Linked DNA regions of Homo sapiens: region 2 is linked to region 1. Evidence: chromatin contacts called from ENCODE Hi-C or POLR2A ChIA-PET data. All regions are on one chromosome and are shown on one strand. The core of a region is the stretch at or near the end of the contact, and the rest is flanking DNA. Distances in the headings are between cores, read along the strand shown.

Region 1 (3,100 bases), core at 66-2,565:
TATTGTGGGCCAACTGTACCTTTAAAGTTCTTTCATAAATTTAACAAAGTAGGCATGCTTGGTAACTGTGAACAAAATAACAGAAGTCTTCTGTCTTCAGGAAGCTTATATTCTAGTGGTGGGATAAAGCAGTTAACAGGGCAAACACAGTTTTTGCCTTTATGAAGTCTAGCCAAGAGTTCTGGGGGTTAATGAATTTATAATTGTCTGTGGGCAGAGATATATTAATACAAATTATATTGACTACTCTATTTCATTAAAGATTGTTGTATCATAAAACAATGCAATCAAGATTCAGGTTTTTTCCTTTAAAAATACTGTATGCATTTAATTGTAATAAAAGAACATCAACTCCTAAATCTCTTTCTGTAAAAGTATCTGATGGTTCGATTTTACCAAGCCTAAACTGAAAAGATTTGCTCCAACAGAAAAACACCTGTGCAATTGATCACTAAGATTTGTTTAAAAATATATATATATAGAAAAACACCCGGATTAGAATAAATGAGAATGAGGAACAACTTAAACACAACTTATACACCCAGTTGTTTGGGGACCTCGGATCTCTTCTGCATAAATGTTTTAAATGGTCTTAAATCCACTAAAGTATTTAGGGGTCAAAAATCCAAATCCCCACAAGGGGCTGGACATCATAAATGAGTGATGCAGGCTGGCTGTAAAATAACAGAGGGGCTGTGGCAAGCTGGAGACTGTTTTCAAACAGTTCAAAAAGGCTAGGCAGGACATGCTGCCAGATCCTCCGATTTCTCAAAATCATCAAAAAAATCTAGATATTGACACATTAGCTTCCACCTTTTTTTTTTTTTTTTTTTTTTTTTTTGAGACAGAGTCTCTGTTGCCCAGGCTGGAGTGCAGTGGCGTGATCTCGGCTCACTGCAACCTCCGACTCCCAGGTTCAAGCGATTCTCCTACCTCAGCCTCCCGAGTCCTGGGATTACAGGGGCGTGCCACCACGCCCGGCTAATTTTTGTATTTTTTTTTTTTTTTTTTTTTTTAGTAGAGACGAGGTTTCGCCATGTTGGCCAGACTGGTCTGGAACTCCTGACCTGAAGCGATCCTCCTGCCTCGACCTCCCAAAGTGCTGGGATTACAGGCGCGAGCCACCACGCCCGGCCAGCTTCGGCTTGTAAACATCAGCAACTCATTCAAATATCAAAACACAGGGCAGGTCAAAATGCATGTCAGGTCATACATAGCCTGTGAACTCAGCGTAGACTTCCAGTGGGTGTTAGTTACCCCACATCAGTGTCCTGGGATCGTAGGGGTCTCTCAGGGCCTGGTATCCCACTAGACTAATTGTTAAGCAGTACTAGGCTGTCACTTGAATCACACAACGCAGCCTAAGTTTAAAGGTAACGCAGAGCAAATAGAGATTATTTGGGATTTGGACCCCATGTCATTTAGATCGGCGCTTCCCTCTCCCGTCCCAGCACCGATGAGGCATGGGTTATGAAGTATGTGACTGTGGTGACCACTTGGTATTTCTCTTAATGAGAAGGAGAGCTGATGGGATGAAAAGAGTTACGTTCCACAACGGGTAGACGGCGGCGTCATTTTCCTCCAGAGGCGGGGTGGAGTCGATCTTAAAGGGGCAGGCACCGTCCTCCCTGTCTCCTTACCTAGCTTTGCTGACACCGCCCTCGGAAGTAAAGCATAGGGCTCGCCTGTCACTCGCCCTGGCGACTGTTCCCGCTCATGCTTTACATTTCCGGGGTCCCGCTACCAAAACTGAGCCACGCTCTAGCAGAGCGCCGCGGCCCGGCAGGGGGCGGGACGGACGGCGGCCCCTCGCGGCCCCGCCCTTTTTCCCAGCAGCGCTTTCTTTCTCCTCCACTTTCTTAAAGGGACAGAAGCGCGAAACCAAAGGGCGCCCTGACCTCACCTGGAAAATAAGGGAACGTTAAATCTGTGTGCAATGTTTGTAGAATTTTGATTCCTAAAAAGTTCATTCTGAAACTATGCAACACCTACTATGTGCCAGTCGCACTTCCAGGCACCGGGCATAGAGTGGTGAGCAAAATAGACACCGTATATTTAAAAAAAAAAAAAAAAAAAGACACAGTATAAGCCCTCTGTGCTGCCTACATTCAACTGCGATTAAATCATAATGAATGTCCTTTCTTTTCTAATAATTCATAAATTCACTAGCAATTTATTTGCAGCCTATATCACTCGAGTCTGGATCTACATATATCCACCTTTCAACTGGACCCACATCCCACTGGCCCCTCAACTCAACACTCAAAGTTAACTCACCATCTGACCTGACAACAATTAAAACCTGCTCTGGCGTGCTAGAGGGGGGAAAACGGTCCAAAACTAAGAAACAGGAAAATCGTGTTTCTGCATTTTAGTTTGCAGTTTGAGAAATGCACTGGCACCTGCCTGTTCAAAATTAGAATTTGTCGCTTGGGTTCTGCGCTCCTGCCATGGGTGTGACAGCTTTCTGTCTTTCCATGTAAACTGGAATCTTTAGGAACTACTACAAGGAAAGGAAACTTTGTGCTTCCAGTCAACAGCCCCAGATGCAGCCTTATCATTTCTTTCTTAGTTGAATGGTGTATTTGCTACATTCTTGTTGATAAGCTATACACCTTGCATTTCACAGTATTCTGCCTTAGATTTCCTGTGTAATAACTGATATAATGTGTTTATGAACTGCATTCATCCACTTATGAGCTGCTTTTTTCTTAATTAGTTGCTGATGTAAACGCTTGTTTTCTCAACTATAACTTTTCATTACCACACACTCTCCGATTCTCCTGCTAGCAGTGAACCTTGATCCATGTTCAAGATCAATTTCTATAAGAAATATTGTTTTTAACCAGCTTCGGTGTTCTATCCCAATTAATAGTTTGAACATCCCAGTCACTGCCCAAGAAACCAGAACGAACAGGCTAACCTAACATTTTTACAAAAGAGGGTTGGTTCCTGGAAAAAAGCTTGGTAGTCATCACTGAAGATGCATTTAATAATGTTTGGATAACTCATTCAAAACTTGCAACTTGGCTGAAGGGACTGCAACATGCCTTTCCTGTCCCATAATGGATTTAAAACTGGTCCAGTTCTTTCTATCCCT
Region 2 (3,156 bases), core at 378-2,877, 6.7 Mb before region 1:
CTGAAGAGAAGATTAACAAATCTGAGCATCCCAATGGAGCAGACAACATGTTCAGACCATGCAAAGATCCAAATGGCAGGTTTGACCACTCCAACTGACACCAGGTACAAGCCAGGTAATGTAGTAATCATGGGATCCCACTTTAAAATGAAAGAAAATGAAGTAAAAGCAAGAGGTAATACGAACAAGACAGACACAAATATGTCAAGCCCAAGTCTCATCTCCAGCAACAATCAGAAATTTTGAGAAGTTAGTCTATGACAAGATTAAGTAAGTCCTTGGCAGAACAGGATTAGTTTTTCTTATTTTTTGCCCCCGGACCAGCTTAGTGATGGTTCAGGTAGCAGCAACCAATAAACAACAACTTAAAATCTATTTCTATTTTCCAAGAAATGTTCTTTAAAAGCCTTTATTTTGATAAATAAACTGCAAATGCTCCAGTTTTTAAAAGCATGGAAACATTGTTTGGGACTCTAAGTTTAGGAAAACATTTGGACCACAGGCTCCATGATGACAGCTGACATAAACTGAGACAGAAATTGTGCCAAACCCTCTGTATTGTAACATTACAATATGCCCTATAGTAAAGATTATTGTCATTTTGCAGATGAGTAACCTGAATTTCTGAAACTCAGAACATCTCCAAGATCACAAAACTAGTAAATCACAGCACCAAGATTTAAGATCAGATCTTTCTCTAAAACAGACTTTATATTTCTAGCCAGTACCCTATATTGTGTCACCAGAAAAGCAGGGGATGTTTATTTTGATATTTATATGTACATACTTGCACAGTCAAATATATATTCAAAAATGATGTGACTTGACTGGTTGCCAGTTTATCCAGTCAACAGATAGTTCACTAAAAATACCCAGGGAAGGAATTTGTGATTATAAATTGTCACTTTTTGGTAGCCGAAGATCCCTCCAGTCCACCCTATCCCACCCCTAAAATGCACAGTGAGGTGCTTAACAGGTGAGCTAAAGGGAAGTTTTCTGATATTTCCAAGGAGCACCCGAATGCCTTTAATCCTGAGACAAGGAAAAACAAAGTGGGATCGATATTGTCAGCTGCCAAGAGGAGCGCTCAGTTCCCCACTAAGTATTCTCCCAGATCACTCCTCCCTGGGGATCAGATCTGCTGTTTATTCATTCATTTAATAAATATTTCACAGATCTCAGAGACAGGAACAAAAGACTATACCCAGTTTCTTTCATGTTCTGAGGCTGGGGTGGGGTGGAAAGGGACGAGTTAAGTCTAAAGATGGGAGAAGGAGCTGGGGACGCTGGGACCTTTCAGGCCTCTCCTGGGGTGGGGACAGGTTGGGCACCCCACCTGGGAAAGGGAGAAATGGCCCTCACAGTAGCGCTGCGCCTGAGGCAGGTGGAAGATCTCGTCCATGTAGGGCTCTCGCAGCGCCCGGCTGAAGGCGGAGAAGAGGAGGCAGGACACTAAAAAGGTACAGCTCAAGGCGGCCGAGAAACAGTAACCCTCTAGCTGCGCCATTCCTGCTCCCACAGCCACTGCCCAAGAACCCACTCCTGGAAAATTCTGAGCCCGGAAACCCGAGCTGGAAACTTGGGCTCGAAATGGGCGCGCTAGACAGGACTAGCCAGACGGGGCCACATACCGGAAGGCAAAGGATGCTGGGAGAGCGCGGATCCGGAAAACAGCGGGTCGCTGTTTCCTGGAGTGACGGGTTTAGATAACGGACCGGATGATTACCCTCTCCATCACATTACTCGGGGCGCACAGTGTCAAAACTTCCGGAAAGGGCGGGTCTCGGATTTCGCGAGCGCGGGAGGGGCGTGGCTTGCTGCTTTGGAAAAAAAAAAAAGCCGCTTCTTAGCTTGGATCTTTTTTCCTGCTCATTTCCATCACTTACCAGAAGGTGGCGACGTTTCCCCACGTTTCCAATTCCAAGCCCTAAAATTAACACATTTTTTTCCCCCGTTATTTCTTTTCTTTCTCTCCAGTGATCCGAATTAATTAAACCCTCAATTCCAAGACATTTCATTCCATCAACCTTGGAGTGTAGGAAGGGGGCGTTGGTTGTGATAGCAAAGACTGAGACTTTCAGATGAAAACTTGAAGAACCAGAGACCCGTCAATGCCGAATGAACTTCAGTGAGAGGAGTGTTTGTTCGTTTGTTTGTTTGTTTAGGTTAAGAGAGAACTCTTTCAAAATGTGGATGCTCTCAGAGGATTTAGTAAAATTGACACTCCTAGTGCACTCTCATAGCCATATTACCCTGTAGGATTTGGAAGAAAATATATATTTTAGAATTTGGGATGTTTTAGGTGTGCCTGTAAATTAGGTTGTTAATATTTATAAGGCAGCCTTCTGTTTTTCCTACTAAATCATAAGCGTGAACATCTTAGTGGGTGGCATTATACATCCTTTATGTTTGTAGTCCCCCAAATGGCTTTCACACAGTAGGCACTTAAATTTGTGGACTTTTATAGGCTGTGTAGACATCATCAAATTCCTGTATTCTGGGATTAGGTGTTGGGGGCAGGAGATGTGGTAAATAATTTGAAGAATGCCGAAGATAAATTATGTGTTGGAATTTTGTCTTGAGCATGGTTGGCCATGTTTTGTAGAAAAACTTTCTCTCAGGTAACCTCAGTCAGGTTGCCTTTGGCAGGCATATATCAGATTGAGTCGGGATTTAAGGTTGCAAACCTCAGAGTTCTCAATTGAGCTCTTTTTCTGGGTTAAAAATAATTCAGTATTTCTGAACTTAAGAAAGTTTCTTAAATCAAGCTGACTGCCTTTCCAGTCTGTCTCTGCCTGTTTCCTCAATGATAAGAGGAGGTAGTGGTGAATGAGGGCTGGGACGGGAATATTTACATTACTGGAATAAAATCATGTCAGGATTCTACTCTGATGTGATGCTTAGCTTTGCTTTAACCATCATCTCCCATTTTATTATTGATTCCATGCTGTACTTATCTGTTTAAGTCACTTGTAACACATCTCCAGATGATTCAGTCTTCAAGAGGTTGATGTGATCTACGAGTAATTAGCCCCTGACCTATTGACCTGCTAAATCGTGTTATATATACTCTGCAGCTTACTGACCCACCCTAGAAATAGTGGGCCGTTTTTAAAGGGAGTAGAACAAGACTAGACATTTATGCTCTCCATTTTT

The links. A loop is a pair of places that touch in the nucleus more often than their neighbours do. ChIA-PET counts read pairs that join two places held with the same protein, here RNA polymerase II (POLR2A). Pooled maps may share reads with other maps.
Region 2: a map of CD8-positive, alpha-beta T cell shows a loop between it and region 1 (24-fold over the local background). The contact joins the promoter of ALG10B here to the promoter of ETFBKMT in region 1. A Hi-C loop is called at or near these places in 1 of 168 maps with a recorded cell type or tissue (CD8-positive, alpha-beta T cell) and 5 of 50 pooled maps. POLR2A ChIA-PET finds 5 or more read pairs at or near these places in 1 of 52 experiments (CD8-positive, alpha-beta memory T cell).

The regions. Positions count from the first base shown.
Region 1 is chr12:31,657,903-31,661,002 of GRCh38, reverse strand. It overlaps ETFBKMT (electron transfer flavoprotein subunit beta lysine methyltransferase), which reads right to left and starts at 1,315. Exons shown (of 4, transcript NM_001135863.2): 1 at 1,214-1,315. RefSeq lists enhancers at 1,368-1,527, 1,445-1,946 and a silencer at 1,648-1,957.
Region 2 is chr12:38,315,245-38,318,400 of GRCh38, reverse strand. It overlaps ALG10B (ALG10 alpha-1,2-glucosyltransferase B), which reads right to left and starts at 1,627. Exons shown (of 3, transcript NM_001013620.4): 1 at 1,337-1,627; 2 at 1-140. The coding sequence starts at 1,507. RefSeq lists an enhancer at 1,357-2,556.